Regions from separate parts of the Homo sapiens genome. Here regions 1 and 3 are each linked to region 2. Evidence: read pairs that join two places in POLR2A ChIA-PET (ENCODE). Cell type or tissue: HepG2. All regions are shown on one strand.

Evidence for each region. ChIA-PET counts read pairs that join two places held together with the same protein. Peaks named below come from ENCODE experiments on the same cell type or tissue, not always from the same donor. Only the 100,000 strongest peaks of a DNase experiment are listed, where the experiment ranks them.
Region 1: POLR2A ChIA-PET joins it to region 2 with 5 read pairs; 9 of 35 experiments call an interaction of 5 or more read pairs at or near these places.
Region 3: POLR2A ChIA-PET joins it to region 2 with 6 read pairs; 2 of 35 experiments call an interaction of 5 or more read pairs at or near these places.

What each region holds. Positions count from the first base shown.
Region 1 is chr22:46,544,266-46,552,265 of GRCh38, forward strand. LINC02925 (long intergenic non-protein coding RNA 2925) reads left to right here. Exons shown (of 2, transcript NR_186692.1): 2 at 2,423-3,932. LOC105373075 (a long non-coding RNA gene) reads left to right here and starts at 4,483. Exons shown (of 2, transcript XR_938316.2): 1 at 4,483-4,758. RefSeq lists enhancers at 2,373-5,698, 2,553-3,074, 3,075-3,594, 6,845-7,346, 7,347-7,846 and a silencer at 7,907-8,000. In HepG2, a CTCF peak has its summit at 2,993; a DNase peak (open chromatin) is centred at 3,826; H3K4me3 peaks cover 632 bases; H3K27me3 peaks cover 215 bases.
Region 2 is chr22:46,373,606-46,381,605 of GRCh38, forward strand. It overlaps CELSR1 (cadherin EGF LAG seven-pass G-type receptor 1), which reads right to left. Exons shown (of 35, transcript NM_001378328.1): 22 at 7,183-7,350; 23 at 4,986-5,112; 24 at 3,456-3,656. Among named protein-coding and RNA genes, the nearest start is that of TRMU, 42 kb to the left of the region's middle. RefSeq lists enhancers at 3,377-4,576, 4,027-4,321, 7,987-8,000 and a silencer at 4,027-4,321. In HepG2, a CTCF peak has its summit at 6,119; DNase peaks (open chromatin) are centred at 4,176, 4,576 and 6,016; H3K4me3 peaks cover 2,087 bases.
Region 3 is chr22:46,570,540-46,578,539 of GRCh38, forward strand. It overlaps a transcript of GRAMD4 not described here. Among named protein-coding and RNA genes, the nearest start is that of LINC02925, 33 kb to the left of the region's middle. RefSeq lists a silencer at 6,509-6,708. In HepG2, no CTCF peak of the experiment used is centred here; DNase peaks (open chromatin) are centred at 4,622 and 5,052; H3K4me3 peaks cover 2,478 bases; H3K27me3 peaks cover 1,095 bases.

The DNA.
Region 1 (8,000 bases), 170 kb after region 2:
GCTAACACGGCGAAACCCTGTCTCCACTAAAAACACAAAAAAATTAGCCGGGCGTAGTGGCGGGTGTCTGTAGTCCCAGCTATTCGGAAGGCTGAGGCAGGAGAATGGCGTGAACCCGGGAGGCGGAGCTTGCAGTGAGCCGAGATCGTGCCACTGCACTCCAGCCTGGGTGACAGAGTGAGACTCCGTCTCAAAAAAAAAAAAATGAGATCAAGGGCCAGGTACGGTGGCACATGCCGGCAATCCCAACACTTTGGGAGGCCAAGGTGGGTGGATCACTTGAGCCCAGGAGTTCAGGACCAGCCTGGGTAACATAATGAAACCCCATCTCTAAAAAAAAAAAATTTTTTTTTTTTTGAGACGGACTCTCACTCTGTCCCCAGGCTGGAGTGCAATGGCGCAATCTCAGCTCACTGCAACCTCCACCTCCCGGGTTCAAGCGATTCTCCTTGATCTCCTCCTCAGCCTCCTGAGTGGCTGGGACTACAGGTGTGCACCACCACGCCCAGCTAATTTTTGTATTTTTAGTAGAGATGGGGTTTCACCATGTTGGCCAGGATGGTCTCAATCTCTTGACTTCGTGATCTGCCCACCTCAACCTCCCAAAGAGCTGGGATTACAGGTGTGAGCCATTGCACCCGGCCCAAAAAATAAATGTAAAAAGAAAAAAAAAAGGAGACACACTTCACATATCTTAAAAATTACCCACTTTAAAGTGTACAATTCAATGCTTTCAGTATAGTCACAGAGTTGTGTAGTCATCACCGCTATCTAATTCCAGAACATTGGATCACCCCAAAAAGAAGCCCCAAAGTCATCATCAATCCCCTGCCAGCCCCCAGCAACTGATAACTGGCTTCCTGACTCTATGGATTTGCCTGTCCTGGGTGGTTTGTGTCAGTGGAGTCACACACTGTGTGGCCTCTTGGGCCTGGCTGCTTTCTCAGCATCACATTTCACTGTTCCTGCACATTGGGGCATAAATTGGTGCTTCCTTCCTTTTGAAGGCTGAGTAACGTGTCACGCTGTGGATACACTACAGTTTGTTTATCTACTCATCAGCCAGTGGGGATTTGGGCTGTTTCCACTTTTGGACTCTTTTGAATACCCTCCCTTCCTTTTGAGTGGAGAAAAAAGGGCAAGACATTCCCTCTGCAAAATTGCACACAAAATCTTTTTTAAAATTATTCTTTTTATATTTTGGCATTGTAACTACTACTAACCATGCTGTCATCAACGGCTCAAAGAGGACTTTCCCTGGGGACTTTCCTCTGCCCCTGCTGGGTATAGGGAGGAGCACTAAAGTTGCCCTGAGGGCCAGGCACGGTGGCTCATGACCGTAATCCCAGCACTTTGGGAGGCCAAGGTAGGTGGATCACCTGAGGTCAGGAGTTCGAGACCAACCTGGCCAACATGGTGAAACCCCATGTCTACTAAAAACACAAAAATTAGCTGGGCGTGGTGGTGCGCACGTGTAGTCCCAGCTACTCAGGAACCTGAGGCAAGAGAATTGCTTGAACCGGGGAGGCAGAGATTGCAGTGAGCTGAGATCAAGCCACTGCACTCCAGCCTGGGTGACAGAGCGAGACTCCGTCTCAAAAAAAGAAAAAAACTGTTCTGAGGTAGGATTGGCAGATTGGGGGTGGGGGAAGCCAGTGGCCCCTACTTTTCTGTCCCCTCCTAACACGCTCACCCACCCCCTGATGCTGTTGCTGGACAGGAGGGCCACCCACCGCAGCAGCCGTGAGTTGATGACACTCTGCCAGCCTGGCCTTGTCCTCCCTGGCCCCCCGCTTATGTCCTGATTGGAATGGGGAAGCAAGAACAACCACACTTGAACCACCCACTGTCTCCTTTCCTTCATGCACATTCAGCCATTCATTCAATATTCATTCAATACCGTGGTAGACATGGACACCCCTCCCCCCACAGAGAGATTATTGTCATGGGAGAATACAGACAGTACATGTCAGATTATTTTTTTCTCTTCCTGAACTTGCAAAACTTTTCTGGGGTGCAAGAGAGATGGGCAGGTGATTGTGGGCAAGAACGATTCTACAGGAATGGGAGAGACCCAGAAAAGCTAGAGACAGTGTCAGCATTCTAATTATTATTATTGGTTTTGTTTTTGTTGTTTTTTTTGAGACACAATCTTGCCCTGTTGCCCAGGCTGGAGTGCAGTGGTGCGATCTCGGCTCACTGCAACCTCCGCCTCCCCGGTTCAAGCGATCCTCCTGCCTCAGCCTCCTGAGTAGCTGAGATCACTCCCGGCTAATTTTTTTGCATTTTTAGTAGAGATGGGATTTCACCATGTTGGCCAGGCTGGTCGCAAACTCCTGACCTCAAGTGATCCGCCCCGCCTTGGCCTCCCAGTGCTGAGATTGCCGCATCCTAATTATATCATTGTATCTTCTTTTTAAAGATTAAAAGACAGACGGCAACACTGGGGTTGCAGAGCTCAGGAGCCAGTCCTGGCCCCCTGCCTCCTCCCTCATGAGGTTCCCCTGATCCCCAGGACATCGGCTTCCACATCTGCACATCTGGGAGACAAATGCACCATCAGGGAGGGCAAATCATACCTGGGAAGGGCCTGACTCCAGCAGTTTCAGCAGTGGCTGAAAGATCATGGCTATTTTTGCCATCATTACAATGGAATGTCCACTCCCTCCAGCCACCTCCACAGCAATCAACACCGGTGTCCAGCCACTCTACATGGACGTGTGGGGAACAGAGCACAGGCCTCTTGGCTTGGCTGTGGTCACCGGGAGGGAGCAGGGAGGGACAGCTGCCAAGAGGATGGGGGAGGGAGCCTGCTACTCAGGAACGCTGGGGCAAGACATGAGACAAAGGGCTGCCTTCACCCACCAGTAGGAGCCTGACCCTGAGCCCAAAGAAACTGCCCACCTGTGTGCTGACCCCAGGGCCTGAGGACAGGTCCCCAAGTGGACGTCTCAAAGAGAGTCCCACATTCCAGGGCACATGGGAACTATGGCCTTCTGGCAGCTGGAGGGCAGCAGGAAGGGCACAGCTGTCTGAGACCCGTGTGGCTTCCCAGAAAGAGGTGCCACCCCTGAGGAGGCACCGGTGCTCACGGACTCCTGGTTGCCAGTCTTGCCAGGGCAAAAAGGCAAGCGAAGGAAACCCTCTCTTCGTGGGGCACTCTGCCTTGCAGTGTCAGGTGAGATCCCGGGGGGAAAGCTGGCTTGAGCTCCTCTGGAATGTGCAGGGAGGACTCCGTCAGGCCCGGCTCTGCCTCCAAGCTGGGCAGCAGGCGAGCCCCAGAGCTCCACCAGCCCCACTGGCAGAGGAGGGCCCTCACGAGGCAGGAGCCCATGATTCATGCCCTGCTGGAATTTGTCGAGCATGCCGAGATTTGCAGCTCCTCCGAGATTGGGTCCTGCCCTGATCAAAAGAAAAGAAGATGGATGAGGACACTATAAATAGGCCAGAGCCACCCAGCTGGCCTCGGGGATGCAGGCGGTATGTGTTCTGGGCTCTCACGAAGCTAAGAAACTCTAAATCCAAGGTGACATCGTGGCACACCGCCACCTGCTTCAGGGGGACACAGGGGACAAGGAGGAGCTATTGGCAGAGCGCTCGGTTCCTGCAAGTTCCAACTTCTGCTAAAATTGGTTAATTGGTTCCTTTGCATGATTCAGGGCACACAGGCTTCTCTGTCCACAAAATTTGCTCGCCTGCACACCCAGAGAAATGGACTTGGCTTGGTTTTTCTGAACTTTTGCCTCTGCGGAATCAGCAGTGGACGTGTGAGCTGGGGCCTCTGTCCCTGTCATGTGAGGAGGTCAGGCAGGACAAGCAGGAAGCACTGGGCAATGAGTCAGGAGGCCTGGTGGGGAGCTTGGGTGAGTCTGTTTTCCTCTCTGGACCTCAGTCTTCTCCTCTGGTTGATGTAATAAAATCCTACAAACTGAGTCTTTTTTTTTTTTTTTGAGACAGAGTCTTACTCTCTCACCCAGGCTGGAGTGCAGTAACATGATCTCAGCTCACTGCAACCTTCATCTCCCGGGTTCAAGCAATTCTCCTGCCTCAGCCTCCTGAGTAGCTGGGATTACAGGCATGCACCACCATGCCCGGCTAATTTTTGTATTTTTAGTAGAGACAAGGTTTCACCATGTTGGCCAGGCTGGTCTCGAACTCCTGACCTCAGGTGATCCACCCGCCTTGGCCTCCCAAAGTACTAGGATTACAGGTATGAGCCACTGCACCCAGCCACACAAACTTAGTGTTTTGTTTTGTTTTGTTTTGTTTTGAGACAGAGTCTCGCTGTGTCGCCAGCTGGAGTGCAGTGGCGCGATCTCAGCTCACTGCAAGCTCCACCTCCTGGGTTCATGCCATTCTCCTGCCTCAGCCTCCCGAGTAGCTGGGACTACAGGTGCCCACCACCACGCCCGGCTAATTTTTTTTTTCTTAGTAGAGACAGGGTTTTACCGTGTTAACCAGGATGGTCTCGATCTCCTGAACTTGTGATCCGCCCGCCTCAGCCTCCCAAAGTGCTGGGATTACAGGCGTGAGCCACCACGCCCGGCCCAAACTTAGTCTTAAAGTTAACTTAGTCTTAAACAAGATGCTGATTATCTGCTGGTTGCGGAGGTCAGCGGTCTGAGATGGCTCTCTCTACATCTCTACATGGGTGAACGTCACAATGTCTGCCTTGTTGGGGTCAAGCCAGGTTCTGCTGGGAAGCCAGTGCTCGTGGTCTGCCAGAGTCCAGGACGGGGCTGTGCAGTCGGCAGGAGGGTGAGTGATCCATCAGTGTCACTCCTGGCCAGGGTGTTCTGGGAGGAGAAGGGGGGCTTTGTTTGAGTGGAAGCCAGGAGCATTCCCAAGGCTGGCCTTTGGGGGGTACCCACTGTGACCCCCAAATCCTCACCACACTTCAGAGATGCTTCCTGAGGCCAAGACTGGGGCAAAGCTGCTTCATTTCATCTGGGCCATGCACCATTGTTGGGGGCCTGCCTGTGCCCAGCCCTGTGCTGGACTCTGCCCCTAATTTTTCAGATATGTGGCCCGCCCTTGGTAAGTCCCGTCTGCTGTGCTGGGGAGACAGACATACACACATACTCGGTCAAATACTGTGGAGCAAAACCAAGGGACAGGTCACTCTAGAGAGACAGTGAAGGGGGGTGTCTGTGAAAGCTGTCCAGGGTAACTGGGTTTTGAAGGTTCTCCAGGCAGACAAGAATGTTGAATTCCAGCCAAGGGGAAAAACATATACAAAGACCTAGAGGAATCAAACAGACTCTGTGTGGCAGGGGAGAATTTGTGACTATAGGCAATTTAATATTACTGAGGGGTGAAATCGTAGGGGTGGAGAGTAGGGTGGGAGTTGAGGCCAGAGGTAGGCAGGGGTGGGTTAAGGGGTCTGGCCTTTGTACTGCAGGCACTGGGGATTTTCAGCTGTAGAGGGACAAGGTCAGCTGTGCATCTGAGAGCATGGGTGGCTGGAGAAGAGCAGGGGTCGGGGAGGAGACCAGTTGAGCATAGAACCAGAGGCCCATGGTGAGATGTTGCCGGAGGACACAGGTGAAGAGGCGGCTTTCCATCCTGAAAGGATGTCTGCCCAGCATAACACACAGGGCACCAGAACCCACCCACAATGACTCTGGCCAGCCAAGAGGTGGGTTACCCCAAAGTCCCACCCAGGAGCTTCTTTGGTGGAGGAGGGGACTACTGTCCCCAGGCTGCCAGTCTCAGAGATAACGAGAGTTCTTGTCTTTCTCATAGTCAGCAGTTCCAACATTTGAGAGTCACTGCTCACCCACCTGCAGTGATGAGGGGGGTTGAATCTCTTTGTTTCTGCCTCTGTAAATGTGGACACCTGGCCCCTTTACTGTGGCAATACTGGCGGGTGAAGCCCCCCAACCCGTGTGGAGAAGGGGCTCCGAGAGGCCCCCGCTCCCGCACCCCAGTCAGGTGAATATGATCGTGTCCTTTTGTGATCAGCGTGGGGACAGCAGCAGGAATTAGAGCAGTGGGACAGGCACCAGCACCCACTCCTTCAGGCCGGGCTTTCTCCCCATCTCCCACCCCGTTCACTCCTGCAAGGGGCTCTTCTCTGGCCAGTGAGGCGAAGGCCAGAGGAGAGGGGTGGGGATGCCTATCCTGTCCTACCTGCCTTCACCGCGGAGCAGGGCAGTCGGGGCCAGTCCATGCGGCAGGTTCTGCCTCCCGGGACAAGCCCAGAGCCAGGCAGCCTTTCTCACTGGGTCCGTCTGGGTGGGCTCCTGGAGGTGGGGATGGCATCTCCAAGGAAAGGACTGGAGGTGAGGCTTGTGGAGGGGAAGGCAGACCTGGGGCAGGAGGGAGGGATTCCAGAAGCTTCTGGATGGGAGGTGGACTGCAGGGAATGTGGGATCTCCCCAGAGAGAGGCCAGACATCCCCGGTGTCGGGAGCTGGGCCATGGAGGGGGAGTTTGGTGAATGCCCTGGCCATGGCCCAACAGGACAGAGCTTTGGCTTTAGTGTAAATCAGAATCTCCCCTCTAATTTTGGGGTGTGGACATGGTAACAAATTGGGGCTCTTCCGGGAAATAAGAGGGGGACGGACCCCACATTTCCAGGGTCCAAAAAAACTCTACCTCCCTCTATGCCCCACATGCCCAGAGAAGGTGTAGCTTCTCTGCTTTGCCTGTAACCCTCTGAGTGTCCTCCTGAGCCCCTTCTGCTGGGCAGTGGGCACAAAACGAGGCCAGCCCAGCTGGGCACAGTGGCTCATGCCTGTAATCCCAGCACTTTGGGAGGCCGAGGTGGGCAGATCATGAGGTCAGGAGTTTGAGACCAGCCTGACCAACATGGTGAAACCCCATCCCTACTAAAAACACAAAAATTAGCCAGGCATGGTGGCATGCGCCTGTAATCCCAGCTACTCAGGAGGCTGAGGCCAGAGAATCACTTGAACCCGGGAGGAGGAGGTTGCAGTGAGCCAAGATCACGCCATTGCACTCCAGCCTGGGCGTTCTGAGTGAGACTCCATCTAAAAAAAAAACAAAAAACAAAAAACCGAGGCCAGCCCTGTGACATCAGACCCCAGATCCCTCCCCTCCTCCACTGCCGTCTCTCCAGTTTCTGGGTGCTTGAGGGGATGATGTGGCTTATGTGGCCGCCTGGTGACAGGGGTTCTCAGGGCCTCCAGCCTGAGTCTCTGCCTCCTCATCCTCCAGCCTGCTGTCCCCTGAAGGACCCATGTCCCGCTGTCCTGGCTCCCGCTGGCGTTGGCAGGTGGGGGGCTAGGGACAGGTCTCCTGGCCTCAGCTTGCCCTAGAACTTGGACCCTCCATCTGCTACCCCCTGCTCCCATGCTGCTGCAGGCCCCGACAGTCTCCTAGCCGCTTCTGGGTCCCAGGAATGCCAAGCCCCTAGCCTCCAGCTCTCTGGCCACACGGACCACATTGCACAGGCTGGTGCTGGAGCAGCCCATGAGGCCATCTCCGTCTGGGGAGCAGAATTCTGACACGGACCCAAAAGGAGCTTTGTGGCTCTCTGCAGAGCTGATGGCCCAGGAAGCATCTCATTTTTAAAGCAATAATGCCACTAGATGGACAGAGCTGAGGAAATGCTACATGGCCGGGACAGGCGAGGGTGGGTCCAGCAGCTGGAAGCCCCCTGGATCGAGGGCAGTCCTCCCGTGGGGCTGTGGGGAGACTTCTCCCTCTCTCCCTCAAAATGGCCTCCCTTAGCCCCTGCCTTTCTTCTTCTTCCTCTCTCTGAGCTGCTTTGCCTGCTTCTCCAGGCACCCTGTCATCGGCCAGAGCTCCTGGGCTCAGCTCTCTCCCCAGTTCAAATGAACGGCTCCTGGCGAACGAGAATCTTGTTTCTAATTCCCAGTTCCCAAGCTGGCCTGGTCTGTGTGAAGCAGCTACATGGTCAAGTCATCAGCGTCAGACAGGGTCATGAGACTACACATAAAGGTGTTCACCGAGGGCTGCACGGGGCCCGAGACCCAGCCCAGCCTGGCTCACCCAGCCCGGCTACCTGGCGTG
Region 2 (8,000 bases):
CTCCCCTCTGGGTCCCGGGAGGCTGAACCAGCCAAATGGGAGAATGGGGAGATGGGGGAGAAGGGGGAGATGGGGGAGATGGGGGAGAAGGGGGAGATGGGGGAGATGGGGGAGATGGGAGCAATGGGAGCAATAGGAGCAATGGGAGGGTCCCACCACCCTGACCCCACCCCCAACCGGCCTGCTCTGGACACACTGTCTAATCCTCAGCAGCCATCCCATCAGTCCACCCTACCAGGGGGTCCCAGGGAGATACCCTTTAACAGACACAGAAGCGTAGGAGGAGAACGAGGGCCCCCGCCTCAACCCCAGGCTTAAGGCCACTTTGCTCAGGCACTGGGTCACGGCACCCTAAGGGTGCCCCTGCTGACACATCAGCCTCGAAGGGCCAGCCACCCTCCAGAAACAACGCCCCCGAGGTGGGGAGGGCCCCAAGTCAGCATCGCATCTGTCAGATACGGAACAGAGCAGGAACCGAAGCAGGGAACGCAGGCTCAAGTTATGCCAGAGACAGGCCCTTTGCCTCAGACTGTGGCCTCGGTCAGGAAAGGAGGCGCGAGCGTGTGGCTGGAGAACTCTACACCAAACACCCTGGTTTCCTGAGTGGAAATCACACTGGCTCAGGAAAAGGAAGGGGGTGAGAAGGTTGGTTGGCTGGATGGCTGCTTCAAGTAATGCGAAAAGTAAACCCACGAAACCACCTTTTGAAAACAAAGTGCGAGGGCTGTGCCATCCTGGCTGCAGCAGGGTCGTACCTGCTTCCCTAACCAATGTACCACCTTTTCCAGAAATAGAACAAAGACAAAAGCGGATGCATAATAAATCATTTCAGCCTGCCAGCGCTCTGAGAGATGAAAAACCTCGCCCAGAGATAGGATTGTGGGTTTACAAAAAAACCATAAAGCCCAGGCACTCTGCCAAGCCCCTAGAACGCTGCCGGGTCGCCCTTTCCTTCTCCATGCTCAGCCGTGCGTGGCTGCCGGGACAGCGCTCACTCCGGCAGGCGACGAGTCAGTGTGGGAACCCAGGGGCCGCCTCAGTTTCGCTGGGGTGTTGAGTTGCAGGGAGTGGCCTGCACCGACTCCCCTCTCCCCCATTCACGCCACTCAAAAGCACACTAGAGGGGTTTTGAGATGAAATCCGCACACTTCTCAGAGCCTTCCCAGACCAATGCGCGGATGAGAACGTGCCCATTGCGGGGATGCGCCCGGCTGCGGATGTGAAGAAACCCCTCCGCAGGAGCAGCGACCCTGCCATATGGGCCCCGCACACGGAGCCCCCGCCAGCCCGGGGCCTCGGCCTCGGGAAGCACCTGGGAGGCGGCGGGGAAGGTTGGCCCTGGCTGGTCTGACACACGCCTCGGGGCTCGTCCTTCATGGGCCAGGCCTGGTGCTCCACCTACCACTGCTGGGAAGCCATGGAGGCTTCTCAAGGGTGACCTGCGAGGTGGGGGTGCCTGCCTTCCCTCTTGAGGTAAGAGGGGTCTGGTCCCACCGCTTGCCGTAAAAAAGGAGGAGCAGCTCAGGTCTGCACGTGGCCCTGAGCAGCTCGCCGGAAGGTTCCAGCCTGGTCTTTTTATTCCGTTTCCCTTCCCAGGGCCGGTCCAGCCCCACAGACACCGTCTCCACCCACGAGTTGGAGGCGGCCTCCCTGGCTCATGCGCCACACCTTCCTTGGCCTCTGCAGGTGTCCCATCTCACCCAGACCCTGCCTCTCAATGGGTGGTACCTTCAACTACTCATTCTCCCTTCTGGAGACGTCAAACTCCCCTGACTCCTCCTTCCTGCCTGCTCCATAACCGGTTGGTCCTGTCCCTCCTTTCTCCCCGTGCCCAGTGCCCTGGCTTCAGTTCTGGGTCTCCACCCCACCTCCCAGGCCTGCGCATTATCAGACTGCTCTGATCTTCTGCCCGTCGTCCACCTGCTGCCAGGCTCTTTTTTTTTTTTTTTTTTTTTTGAGACAGGGTCTCACTCTATTGTCCAGGCCAGAGTGCAGTGGCACCATCTCAGCTCACTGCAACCTCTGCCTCCCGGGTTCAAGCGATTCTCATGTTTCAGCCTCCCAAGTAGCTGGGATTACAGGTGCGTACCACTATGCCCAGCTAATCTTTGTATTTTTAGTAAAGACAGGGTTTCACCATGTTGGCCAGGTTGGCCTCGAACTCCTTGACCTCAAGTGATCTGCCTGCCTCGGCCTCCTAAAGTGCTGGGATTACAGGCATGAACCAACGTGCCCAGCCTAATTGTTTCTCATAACGTGCCTGTAGACTATTTTAGATTTTTTCTATGAGATCCTTCATGTTACCTAATAATGACAGCTTTGTTTCTTCCTTTCTGATCTCTATGCTTTTGTTTTCCTTATTCATTGCACTGGCAAGGCCACCCTGCACCACAGTGGTGAACGTGAGTGGGTTCCTGATGTTACAGGGGATGCCTCCAGTATCTTCCCATTGTTATTTATTGCAACTGCAGGTTTTCTGTAGATGTCTTCATTAGATTAAAGTTTCCCCTAGTCCTAGTCTGTTCAAAGGTTTTTCTTTCTTTCTAATCATTAATGAGCATAACATTTATCAAAATTCTTTTGTACATTCATTTCTGAGAAAAATAATATTTTTCCCTTAAATGTACTGGTGAGGTAAATGGCATTCATAGATTTTTAAAATGTTAAACCATCCTTGCATTCCTAAGATAAACCCAACCTGGCCGTGGTTTTTATACTGCAATGCAAATTCTCTAACGGTGAGAGGACTATTTAGTCTTTCTACATCTTAAATCATTTTGTTTTGTTTTGAGACAGTCTCGCTCTATTGCCCAGGCTGGAGTGCAGTGGCTCCATCTCTGCTCACTGCAACCTCTGCCTCCCAGGCTCAAGCAATTCTCCTGCCTCAGCCTCCTGAGTAGCTGGGATTACAGGTGCCCGGCACCACGCCCAGCTAATTTTTGTATTTTTAGTAGAGATTGGGTTTTACCATGTTGGCAAGGCTGGTCTTCCTGACCTCAAGTGATCTGCCTGCCTCAGCCTCCCAAAGGGATCCTGGTGGGATTACACGCATGAGCCACTGCCCTTAAATCACTTTTGACAAGAGTTGTATTTTCCTGGGGATGTACACAAGAATCACTTGAACCTGGGAGGTGGAAGTTGCAGTGAGCTGAGATTGTGCCATCTCACTCCAGCCTGGATTGACAGAGCGAGACTCTCAAAAAAAAAAAAAAAGAAAGAAAGAAAGAAAGGGCCCCCCATCTCCCAATAGAGTCAAAGTGCTTGGGCCTGCCAGTGAATCCCACATCTCCACCCACAGCCTGTGACCAGGCACGTTCCTGAAAGGGCATCTGTGAAGCAGAGGTGGGGGTGGTGAGGAGGAGCTAGCCAGGGTGCTTGGAGTGGCCAGGACAGGACTATGGTAGCTGCTCCAAGCTGCGGCCCAGACAGTGGGGAGGGGAGCAGAGTGGCCATACCGGGTTTTCCGTCTGGTTGATCCCAATCACGAACACCAGCTGAGAGAGGAAGAGCGCCACGGCGAGGTGCTTGTGAATGCTGTGCAGGTTGGAGCGCAGCATGCGGACCAGGCTCAGGAGGACGAAGGCCACCAGCAGGGCTGCCAGTGACAAGGACACAGCGGCATAGGTGACAATCTTCAGAGGCAGGACCTCCCCGTTCTATGGGCAGGAGGGTTAAAGGCAGGAGAGAAGGTAAGGGCCGAGGCTCAGATCTGGTCATTGCATAACAGAGATAAATTACACACTTGCTTATGAAACGATCAAGGCTGGCAGGATCAGGCTGGGCTGGGGAGGCCGAGTGCTCATGGCTCTGGGCCTGGAACTGCCCCTCCTGAGGCTCCTTCAATGCCCTGGGCCCTGGGCATCCCTGGGGCCTGCGGCAGCACGCCAGGCTCCCTCCACTGGCTTGGGGGCCGTTCAGAGACCTCTGGCTTTGGGGCGCCCAGGCCATGGGAGCCTCGGACTCTCACTCCAGCCTCCTTTCTTCTGCCTCAATTTCAGCTTCCTTGGCCCACATGTCACCTGGCATCCTGGCCATGAGACAAGCCCCAACCCCGCCCACATATGAACAAACTCCACTAATCACTGACCCCGTCTCCAGGCTGGGTCCTGCTGGGGAGTGACATTTGCCCATGAGACAGGGGCAGAGGCGGGTCAGCTTCACCTGCATATTGCACAAGAGGCCGCTGCCCTCCTCCAGCCCCGCCTGAGGGCTGACTCACCCTTCCAAGAATGTGACAGAAACCAGGGCCACTTCACATCAAAAAGCCCTCGGAAAGGACAGTGGCCTGGGCCCTTGAGCCACAGTGCAACCCCGGGGAGGGGCCGGGGGAGGCTACCCAGGCCCCTGGTTCTGACTCCTAGACCCCAGGGTCCCACACAGGCCATGGCCAGGCTGGCTCCCACCTCCCTCCTGTCTGGATAACGGGAGGCCAGGACAGCGCTCGGGCCATTCCCCAATTCATCTGCAGCCCACAATGGCCGGCTCACATTCCCAGGCCGCTTAAAATGCCAGAGGTTAAACATTAGCCGCCCAGCCTTTTGTCCTGCTGCCCTGCGTGTGGCCCCGAGGGAGAGCGCCCAGCAGCTGTCACCTCCCTTAGGATCAAAGCAGGTGGGGAGCGGCACCGTCCAACAGACCCGCACTGAAGTGAGGGGCAGGTTCCGAGAGCTCCTCGGAGCCTGAGCTTTGGGTCTGCCATTCCGGGGTTTAATACATAACCAGGGCTCTCTGAAAACCCTTATAATGGGGCTTTGTTATGGAAATCCTCAGACTCTGGCCAATCCTCGAATATGTGTTTTAATCGGTTGATTTGTTTTGTTCCAAGCACTTAGAATGGAAGATTTAGTTTGAGGAGGGGACAGATTTGGGGGCAGGCTCAGCAGGTTTGAGGACGGGCAGGTTTGGCGGGGAGGTGCAGGTTTGGGGGGGAGGGGCAGGTTTGGCGGTAGGCCCAGAGGGCACAGTGGCCACGGGAGGATGCCCACCTCACGCCTGGAGATATCCATGAGCACCGCAAAGCTGGCTGTGTGGCTGCACTGGCAGGCGACATGTGTCCGGTTCCTGGACAGGAGCTCGCAGCCCCGGGCAGACCACCCTCCCGTCCCACCAACGCTGCGGAGAGGACAGAGAAGGGGCAGGGGTAAGACGGTTCCCTCTGCCCATGAGTCTGTAAAGGGCAGCCTTTGCCCAGCCCTGGGGGCTCCCAGGCCATCCTGGCCAAACCAAACAGCAGGTGCCGTGAGTGCTGAAAGCCCAGCGCCCTCGCAGGCTGCTCCCCACCGTGTTCCTCACCAGCCCCCTACACCGAAGACAAGAGCCACCTGGCTGTAAGAAGAGCAGCCTCACTGCCGCGGAGGCAGGACCATGGGAACAGTCTCCCTTCCCTTCTGTGTCTGGTCAGGGCCTCCAAGGAGCACCCTCTGAAGTTCAAGTTCTACGTGCCATCTAGCAGCAAAACTCAAATGGGGCTGTCTCGCGTCCGCCCCGCTGCTGGAACCACTGCCCGGGGTTCACACAGCTGCGATGCGGTCCCGTCTCCTTCTGAGGGCAGACGCTCTCAGAAAGGACATCTCACCTTCCTCTGACACTTTCATCTTCAGATTGCACAATGTTTTATGGGAACTGCCCAGAAGCCAGGGCCCCATTATGACTCCCGTTTTACTGATGGGAAGCCCCAAATAACAAGGTGTTATAAGGTGTGTCTCAGCTTCAGACAGGGCCCTGCCCTCGCAGACTCTGGGAAAAATCACATAACCTCTCAGATCCTTACTTTGCTAATCTGTAAAATGGGATGTTAGCATTAATATGTTTGGCACAAACTTTACAATCTGGGAATAATAAGTGCAACATAAAGCAGAGAGCAGGTCATTAGAGCTGGAGCTAATTGCCAGGACGCAGATGAATGCCCAAGACAGACAGCCGGGCCTGACGTCCGTCGTGGTGGAATGGGTTCCTTTCTTCTCTCTTTTATAAGCCAAGCGCCTACTACATTCCAGGTGCCATGCTGGTTGCTTATTAACTAGAACTTGGAAAGCACAGAAGCAGGAGAAGAATGAGGCTGGGCTAACCGGGCTCGCTCACCATAGCGCCACCCCCAGCACAGCCCCCACTCACGGCTCCTCACTGTGCCCAGGGCAACTGTGATGGGGGCAGCGTTCCTGCTGCACAGACGTCCCCAGATGCACAACGCTCCGCAGATTCAAGCCTGACTCCTGCATGGCGTCTCCCCTTCCCGGCACTCCCTCCCGGTGTGTGGGGAGGCAGTGGGTCTTCCCCTCCCTGACTGTGCTCCCATCCCGGCAACAGGGCCCTTCCCACCACACCCCCGTTCCAGTGCCTTCTTCTAAACAGAGACAGCAAAAGTGAAAACCAACCAGCAGAGAAAAGGCAAGCTCCCTGTAACGATAGAGCAACTCAAATGTCCACACCTCACGTGAACTCTGCAGCTAAAAAGCAAAACCAAAGCACAAACACTACTGGCTCCCAGCAGACGGGAGCCACACTGTGGTGCTGAATCCAGTCTCACGTGTGGGTGAGAATCACTCATTTTGCATTTTTCTAACGACGAAACGCCTTTCCCTCGCTTGCATGGATGCTAGAACACAGATTCTCGCGCACAGATTCTCCTGCGTTCGCCACTCTGTGACTCTCTGACGCTGCTTCTGAAACGGGCCAGATAAACTGTGCTGCGGCCAGGTGTGGCCTCTTGGGGGTGAAGCCAGTCCCCACAGCTAGACTGTGTCAGCCTCTCGGGCAAGACCGTCAGCAGATGGGCTCTTAGGCCAGTCTCTGGGTTCTGTCTCCCGTGTGTGACCGGAATGGGCCTGTCTTATCCGGCGGTGAACTGGGCACTACACTAGTGTTGGCCGCTGCATGTCGGGAGTCCCGCAGGTGAGGGGTCCCCTTCCTGGGTGTCAGCCTTGAGGGATCTCTCTGTGCGCCTGCACATCTGTATCTCCACGTGCAGGTCTGTGTGCATCTGTGTGTGGACATCTAGGGGAGGACTCTGATATTCCCACAGAAGCAGAGCAGGAGGCTCACTGCCCCCACGGGGGACTTAAAGGGGAAACACAGACCACAAGAGACCGTCCTCTTGGGGCGCTCTGCCACTGAGCCCCCGACCCTGCGGGGGCACTCTGCCTTGGCAAAGCCCTCACATGGGGCTCCTGGCGTCACACTTACGCCAGGGAGTGGTTCCAGAACACGCAGACAGGCTTGGTTCGCTCCTCCACCTCCAGCAGGGCGAACTCCACCAGGACGGGCCTCTCCAGGGGTCTCGGGAGCGGAGCCCCCTCGCTGTACACCAGCGTGCTCACCATCGGGGTATTAATGATGGGCCGGTGAGGCAACCTGAGGTCAAGAAGCCAGAGCATGGGGACAAACACGGTGAGGAAACATCTGCTTAAATCCCGCGCACAAATGCCCTGAGGACACGCCATGATGTGTTTCTAGGGGAGACAGAATCACACTCCGAGAGCTCGGACCCACGGACCCCACAGTATCTTCATCCCTAGAGCAGGTTTTATCACTGACAGGGCACACAGAGAGAGGTGTCACCTTTGGGTCAAATTGGGACTTCAGAAATTTAAAAAGAAAGAGAAGGCACAGGTGCAAAGATGTCACAGCCCATAATAGCTAATGGCAGAATCACAGGGGATGGTTTCAGTGTCCAGCAAAAGACACCAAAATAATGGCAGCTCATGGGGATGAATCACCCAGTCACTGAGAACCACGTGAACACGAGGATCCCAGAGCCAGGGAAGTATCTGGGAAATGGCAGGAAGAAGGAGGGCGGAGCCTTGGGCTGCTCCCACCGAGCAGGTTGCAAAGCTGCTTCTGGGACATTCATCCTTTCCAGCCAGGACTAGCTGAGCAGACCTAACCCCGGGGCCAGCAGCAGGCACTACCCATGACAGCCTTGGGCCAGGTGTGTGGGGACAGAATGGGGTCCCTCTGGGCACAAGATGGGGTGTATGCTGGGGAGGGGGCATTTCTGGCAC
Region 3 (8,000 bases), 200 kb after region 2:
CATGCCCACCTGCCCTGTGCCCAGAGCTCCCTCCCCCAGCTCAGCTGCTCTTCAGGTCCTCACCCTGCCCTGCCACAGCCCTGCAGTGGCCTTTCTCCCGGGAACAACAGCCACAGTGTGGGGAGGGGCTTGCTTTCCACACCCCTCCACACCTCTGGTGGTGGGAAGAGCTCTGTAAGAGCTGCTCAGATCCCTGTCTCAGTAGGTTTTCTGCTGCTTATAACAGAATTCCGGAAACTGGGTAGTTTATAAAGAAAAGGAATTTATTTATTACAGTTATGAAGGCTGAGAAGTGCAAGGCCGAGGGGCAAATCTGGGGAGGGCCTTCCTGTTGGCCAGGCGAGCCTCTGCAGAGTCCCGAGACAGCACAGGGCAGCACACGGCAAGGGGCCTGAGAGGCCTAGCGAGCTAGCTCAGGTGTCTCTCCCCCTTCTTATTAAGCCACCAGTTCCCCCCTCCCCCATGATAACCCATTAATCCCTTAACCCATGAATCCATTAAGCCATGAATGGATTAGTCCATTTATGAGGGCAGAGCCCACATGATCCAATCACCTCTTTATGGCCCCACCTCTCAATACTCCCCATGTTGGAGATTAATTTTTTTTTAAGACAGGATCTCACTCTGTTGCCCAGGCTGGAGTGCAGTGGCACAATCTTGGCTCATTGCAGCCTCCAACTCTTGGCCTCAAGAGATCCTCCCATCTCAGCCTCCCAAAGCACTAGGATTACAGGCAGGAGCCACCTCGCCCAGCCGAGGACTAAATTTCAACATGAGTTTTGGAGGTGACAAATGTAGAAAGTAAAAATTCCTCTTCAAAGTTTCCCTTCTTGTTAAATAAATCATAAGTGTTAAAAATAATAGTTTCTTTGAAAAACTAACTTCCTTCAAGCCTCCTTGCTTTGTGCTAATAACTCTTTGTTAAGCCCTAGCCTATGTAGCTGCTAAACATGCTCACAGTCAACATAGTACATTCTATGTCCTGGAACCTTAACCAAGATATTTGTGCTGTACCTGCTCACAGGCATGCTCCCGCTTGCAGCCTATGCCCCTTCCCTATTTGGCATAAGCAACTTCCTCTTTTCCTTTGTCTTTCCATTACTTTTACCTTTTTAGAAAAGTTTTAAACTGTTAGCCAATCGGGTTTTAGTTTAGATTGTGAGGTCTGGCTGCAGCCAACGGAGACAGGACACAGTAACAGGGACAAACGCGTAAGGGATAAAAATTGCTTCCCTCCTTTGTTCAGGTGTGCTGTCGCCATTGTTCCATCTGCGATGAGCACCCTTTCTGCAGAAAGTAAAAATGGCCTTGCTGAGATAATTAAATTTATGTTTGAGTGCTGTTTCTTTGCAGCACTGGGGAATGAGCACTCTGTTTCTAGATAAACATTTTACATAGAACACAAATATTCAAAGCACAGCACCCCCTCCCACCTGCTTATCACCCAGAGGCCTCCAGTCTATACCCAGAAGAGCACTGATGGGATCCTGTTGTTCCTGCTTGAGACCCGGCCATGGCTCCTTCCTGCCCTGGGATATGGGCTGTCCTTCATGGCAGCTCCTGCTTTTTCCCAGCTAAACAGAACAAGTGGAGCTCTCTCTCTTCCCACCAGGCCTTTGTATATGCTGTTCCCTCTGCCTGGAATCCTCTTCCTACTATCTTATCCTAGTTAACCTCTGGTCACTCCTTGGCCTCTCTTAGAGTATCATGGCCTCCAGGAAGCCTCCTCAGCCTTCTGTGGCTCTCTGTCTCATCACTGACCACACTGTGACTTCATTGCCTGCCTGGCTCTGCCTCTCTGTTGGATAAGAAGGCCAGGGGACCTTCTTGAGTGTTCCTCCTTGACACACGTCCACAGCATAGGGCTTGGCACCAAGGAGAGGTCAGGATAAGTTCGTCCCTGGGGTGCTCTCAGCCTCAGTTCGATTCTCTAAAAATGATGAGGTTGGCCAGGCACGGTGGCTCAGGCCTGTAATCTCAGCCATTTGGGAGGCCGAGGCGGGTGGATCACCTGAGGTCAGGAGTTCGAGATCAGCCTGGCCAATATGGTGAAACCCAAACCCCGTCTTTATTAAAAATACAAAAATTAGCCAGGCATGCATGGTGGCACACGCCTGTGGTCCCAGCTACTGGGGAGGCTGAGGCAGGAGAATCACTCAAAGGCAGAGGTTGCAGTGAGCCAAGATTGAGCCACTGCACTGCAGCCTCGGTGACAGAGCAAGACTTCGTCTCAAAAATAAAATAAAATAAAAAAGATGAGGTTGTCCTGGATCCCTTCTCCCAGCCATGACCCTTATGGGGTGCCTCCCACATGCCTGTAGCAGGGGAGACTGGGGGTGGACTGCCCGCTGACCCTCCCATGCCAGGGCACAAGGACCCAGATGCATCTGGAGCTAAAACACTTCTAGCTCCTGGAATTTTCAGGGGTGGGAGGCAGGTGTCAGCACAGGAGGGGCTAAGGAAGCACCACCTTCCCACTGATTCCTGGCAGCAACCCGGTGCCAGGAGTGGTAGCAAAGGTGAGAGTGAGGCCGCCTCCTGGGAGCCCTGACTGTTGAGGAGTGGGACTGGGCCCCTCAGCTCTCTGGCTGGGACGCTGCCATCTCTGGCCCAGAGCTGAGAGCCACCAGCTGCTGCTCTGTTCAGTCTCCTATAGGAACCCCAACTCCCAGCCTGGGACTCTTCGCCCAAACCTCTCACTGCTCCAGATCCAGGGGCCTTCCTCCCTAGCCCTGGCCCCACCCCTTCTCCCCTAATCAGGATGAAAATAGCAACCGCCGGCACTTCCCAGTGCCATTTGGTGCCAGGTGCTGCCATCTCTGGGGGGTGGCGACGAGGTGATGTGGGGAACGGCCTGGAACCCAGAGTTTGCACACCCCGGGGCTTGGAGTGCTTCCTTCCCACCTCTCCTCGGTGGCCCCGGGCAGGTTCCTGAGCCCTCTGTGCCTTGGCGTCCTGTGTAATAAAATATGCGGTTTTGTGCATGTGGAGTGACAGCCTGGATACTACATGCCAAGGTACGAACCTTCCAGGTGCACCTGCTTGGTTCCAGGTCCCGTCTCAGAAGGTGAGGGGGGGCTGGGATATGAACTCGGATTGGCCTGCCCCTGACACACCCCTGCTTCTCATCGACTTATTTCCATGCCTTTGGCCACAGACAAACATAACAGGATGGCCTTGAGGAGCCAGTGGACAGTGCGGGGGTGTCAGGCTATATGGAGAGCCCTGCTACCACTTGTCACTGGTTCCTCTCGAGTCCTGTCATCTTGCCCCCGATTTCCCTCAAGGCTCTGAGGCCGGGAGGCACGGGTCTGAGGGCCCCGCTGGCCCCTGGTGTGAGCAGGCTCCAAGCCTCCTTCCCAGGCCACCCACCAAGCTCAGGGCTCCGCCGTGCCCACTCGGAGCAGCCCTGCCCCGCCATCCCTGTGTCCAGTTCTGCTTTGAGCAGAGGAGCAGGGAGCTGGCGGTGGCCTTGCCATCACCAGCTATGTGACCCTTAGGGTCTGGCGGCCACTCTGAGCCTGTGCCCTCGTGTGAGTTTGCCAGGGCTGGTGTAACCAACACCACAGACAGGCGGCTTACACAACAGAACTTCATTTCCTCATGCTTCCAGAGATTGAAAGTCTGAGATCAATGCGTCTGCAGGGCTGGTTCCTCCTGAGGCCTCACTCCTGGGAGTGCAGATGCCGCCTTCTCTCCGTGTCCTCATGCAATCCCCCCTGTGTGTGTCCGTGTCCCCATCTCCTCCTTTTATGAGGACACATGTGCTGTTGGGTTAGGGCCCACCCTCAGGGCCTCATTTACCTTCATCGCCTCTTTAAGAACCCTGTCTCCAAATGCAGTCTCATTGGGAGGTATGGGAGTTAGGACTTCAACAGATGAATTTTTTGGGGGACACAATTCAGCCATAAACGCTGCTCTGTAAATGGGCTAATAGGATGGCTGTGAAGAGCCACGGAGCAGGGTGGTGGGCACCACGCAATATCAAGTGTCCCCCTTTGTGGGGTGTGTGGTCCGTGCCTGTCCATCAGGCAGGGGCTCTGTCTGACTCTCTGCACTGCACCAGTTTTGCGCCCCTACCAAGCAGGGACTGGGCACCGAGCAAATGTCTGGAGGGTGGGCCAGATATGAGGGGCTAGGCATGCTGGGTGCCCTCGTCTGGTTTCCCTTTGGCTTCTGCCTGCTCACTCCTAATCCTGGCCGTTCACAAAATGAACATTTCTTGGGCGCTTGCTCTGTGTCGCGCTGTCTGCTGCAGCCCCTTTTCTGTTGGGGTACTGCCTGCCTCAGCCCCAGTGGTTCAGATGGCACTGCCAGTCACAGCACCCTGGCCTCTGCCCCCGCAGTCCCCTTGGCTCAAGCGTGGCACATGACCAAGCAGGGCGATGAGAATCCTTCCAGGAGACTTGGTGGAGGGGTGTGGGGCAGGAGGGGGTCTCTCTTTGGGATCGCTGCTGTGAGGATGGAGGCTTTTTCTCCACTGGGAGAAGCAGAGAGGTTCGGAGATGAGAGGTGAGAAGCAGCAGGTGTCCTGCTGGCAGAGAGACTGCCACTGCTGCATCCGCACAAACAGGTTGCCTTTGGGGCTTGGCTGAGGTGAGTCATTTGTGTACAAAATGACCCGGACAATGACACAGCCTGGCCAAGGTCTTGAAATGTGGGGACAGCAGCGAGGGACTCGCACAGGAAAGCTCTGGGCCTTTGCTCCCAGGAGCAGCTCACCTGGGCTGTCAGGGAGAGTGGAGAGAGGAGACAGGAAGGAGCACAATCAACAATGAAAACGATTAAAATGTGGTCACAGTGCTGGGGCAGGAGGTGCCCTAAGGGCCCCCCCCCTCCCCCAGAGCCTTGGCAGGTGGAGTCCGGGTTCATTTCTGACCAGGCTGGCTCAGGGCTTCCTGGAGTGGGCAGCTCTGGAGCTGGGCCTGGCAGGCTGGGTAGAGTTAGTGTAGGGCAGGTACCCCTGGGAGGATATGGCCAGAGTAGGGAGCGGTAGGCAGGAAAGTAGAGCTTGTGTTTGGGAAAAACAAATCCTGTTTCCCTGGAGGACAGAGATAAGGCAGGAAAGCCTGGAGGGTTTGGACAGCGGGGAGGGGGAGCCAGAGAGGTCTGGCGGTCAGGCCTGGTGCTGGATGGGGGCTCTGGGCACAAATGTGAGTCATCTCCGCCATCCTGGAAAGAGACGGTCCTGCAGACAGCGCGCCATCGCACCCCATGCTGCCTGCGGAGGCACAGGACAGACGCCACTGGGCAGCCCTTGCGGAAGCGCTGGATCCTTTACCCTGAAATCACTGGGTCCCCAGTTCTGCAGACAGGAACCTGAGCCTTGGAGAAGTACAGCTCACCTGAGTGCCTGCCTCTAACCCAGGTCCATCAGGGCTAGACCTGGAGGGGGATCAAAGAGAGGCCCTGAATCTTGCCACAGGGAGCTTCAGGTGCACTTGAGCTGGGGCCCTTGAGACAGAAGGAAGTGGGGAGGGCGGATCCAGGTCTGGAGTCTTTGGATTGAAAGGTTGGAGATGCCTGTGGGACTCCCAAGGTCAGTGAGTTGAGGGCAGGGCACTGGGGCAGGCAAGAGACACAGGAAGGGCGGGGCAGAGCACAGGGGACCCAGTCTGGGGAGGGGGAGGCAGAGAGGGCTGGGCAAAAACAGCCTCCAGGCCTTGTCTATTTTCTCCACTCCGGTTCTCCTCCACCCTCCCACCCCAACTCCTCGCAACCATCCTCCTGGGTAAGACACTAAAGCGTGTCCCCTAAACCTAGGGTTCTGCAGGGTGATCCCCTCTGCCCCTTCACTGAGCAGTCTCCTGTGAGCTAGACAGCCTTAAAGCGGGGTGGTGGGTGGTTTTTCTAGAGGGTCCAAAACCCGGGGATAGGTGGGCTTAGAGTGGGTCCCCTCTACGGGTGTCCTGCCCCGCAGGTAGTGCCTGGGGAGATGCAGGGGTGTGGGTGAGATTCAGAGAAAGGGTGGGCCCAGAGGTCCAGATCCTGGGGACAGACAGCACCCCGGGCACCTTGGGATGGGCGCGCCAGGTACTGCGCGAGTCTAGCGGGGTTCGTGCTGCGTCCCGTACAGCGCGGGCTGCAGGTCCAGCCCCGGCGTGGGGCCGCGTCCGGCGCCCCGCGAGGCGGTCGAGGAAAGGCATTTCCACCCGGGACGCGGGTTTCCACCGGCAGCCCAGTCCCTGACCCATCTCTAGAAAGGCGGGCGGTCCCGCGGGGCGCGGGCGAGGCCACAGCAGCGAGCGTGCTCCCGCGGGTGAGCCCGTGGCGTCCGCCGTGGCAAGCGCGCGGACGGCGTGGCCGTGGCCGGCGGCGGCCGCGCGTGCGCGTGGGTGCGAGCGGCGGGGGCGCACGTGGCCACCCAAACAAAGGCCGCGCCGCGTGACCGAGCTGGCGCACGCGGACCCGCCAGGGCAGGCGCGCCCCCGCGGACCCCCGAGCCGGCCGCGGGGCGGGGGCGGGGCCGGGGTGGCGCGCGGGGCGCGGCCCCTTTAAGGTGCGGCGCGGGGCGGGGCGGCGGCTGCGCAACGGGGCCGGGGGCGCGCAGACTCCGCGCAGCGGGACGCGAGCGCGCGACCTGGCGCCGCCGCCGCCTCCGCGCTCGTGGCCGGGACCCGCGGGGCCGCCTCCTCCCGGCTCCCCGGCGCCGCTGGGCTCCCGGGCGGGCGGCAGGCGTAGCGCGGCCGGGCGGCCGGCGAGGGGGGCGCCGCGGCGGGTGGATGAGAGTTGGCCCCGATATCCGCTCAGGGTAAGCGGCGCGCGCGGACACCCACCTACCCCGACCTGGTTGCCCCGCGACCACTCTCCCTTTTGGGCTGGCGGCTCGCGACCCAGCTCACTCGGCCGCGCTCTCCCCGCCGCCGCCGCCGCCGCCCGGGCCCGAGCCGGCGACCCTCCGAGCAGGGCCCTGCGCGGGCGCGCCCCGCACACGCCCCCGGGTCCCGCGCGTCACGGCTGCTCCCCGCGGGCACCTGCGGCCGCAGGTCCGGGTTCTGCCCGCCGGCTGGGGGAGACGAGGACATCCCGGGGTTGCGGGGCCCGGACTGGGGTGGGGGTCGCCGGACCGGGGGTCACCGACGCTGGGCCACTGGAGGGGGACGGTATCGGCCCGGGCCCGCCAATGTCGTCCTGCCGATCCACTCCCGGGTGGGACGGGAGAGGAGGAGGGCGCCCCAGCCCCTGCTTCCCTACAGACGACCTCTCCAAAAAGTTGTGGGCGCTTGTCCCCTCCGTGCACCCCACTTTCTGCCCTGTCTTCTCTCCCTTTGTTCGGGATGTTGAGCTCATGGGGCTCTGCTGGGGCGGGCTGGCACCTTGGCTGTAGCCCAGGCCCGTGCGCCTGCCAGAACGTGGGGTGCAGTGTGGCAACCCCGGCCCGAGGCCCCACATGTCTAGAGCAGGACCTGCACCCCTGCCAGGTCCTGGACAAGGGAGGGAGGAGAGCCAGTTTGTTCTCAGCCGGGTGGGCTGGTGCCCCTGCCCTGTTGGCTGTGTGGCAGAAGGTGCAGCAGTGCCCCGGGGCCAGGGACCTGAGTGTGACTCCCCCAGAGCCAAGTCCACTTTTTCGGCTATTGTCAACCCTGCATCTCCTGAGGTAGGAAAGATTCGGTTTGGGGGAGACCTTTTGCAGGATGGGGTTCCCTTCTTGCCTGCCTTGTGTGGGTTAGGAAGAAAATTCAGAGGTGTCTCTCCTACATGCCAAAAAGGAGGTGCCTGAGTCCCAGCCCAGTGCAGCCCTGCCCTGGTGCTGGGCCTGGGAGGGAGGTCAGGGTCAGGGCTCTGTTGCCTCAGAAGTCGAGGGCAGCACTCGAGAGAGGAGTCTGGGACTTGCCTCCCTCACCCTCCTGCTCTGTGACCTTGGGCAAGGTAGTGAGCCTCCTGGGCCTCAGTTTCCTCACTAGCAAGTGGGCAGGGGCAGGTAAGAGGATCGAATGGGGTGATGTGGGCCTCCTCAGGCTGGGCTCGCCCTGGGTTGGGGTTCAAAATGGGTTTAGGAG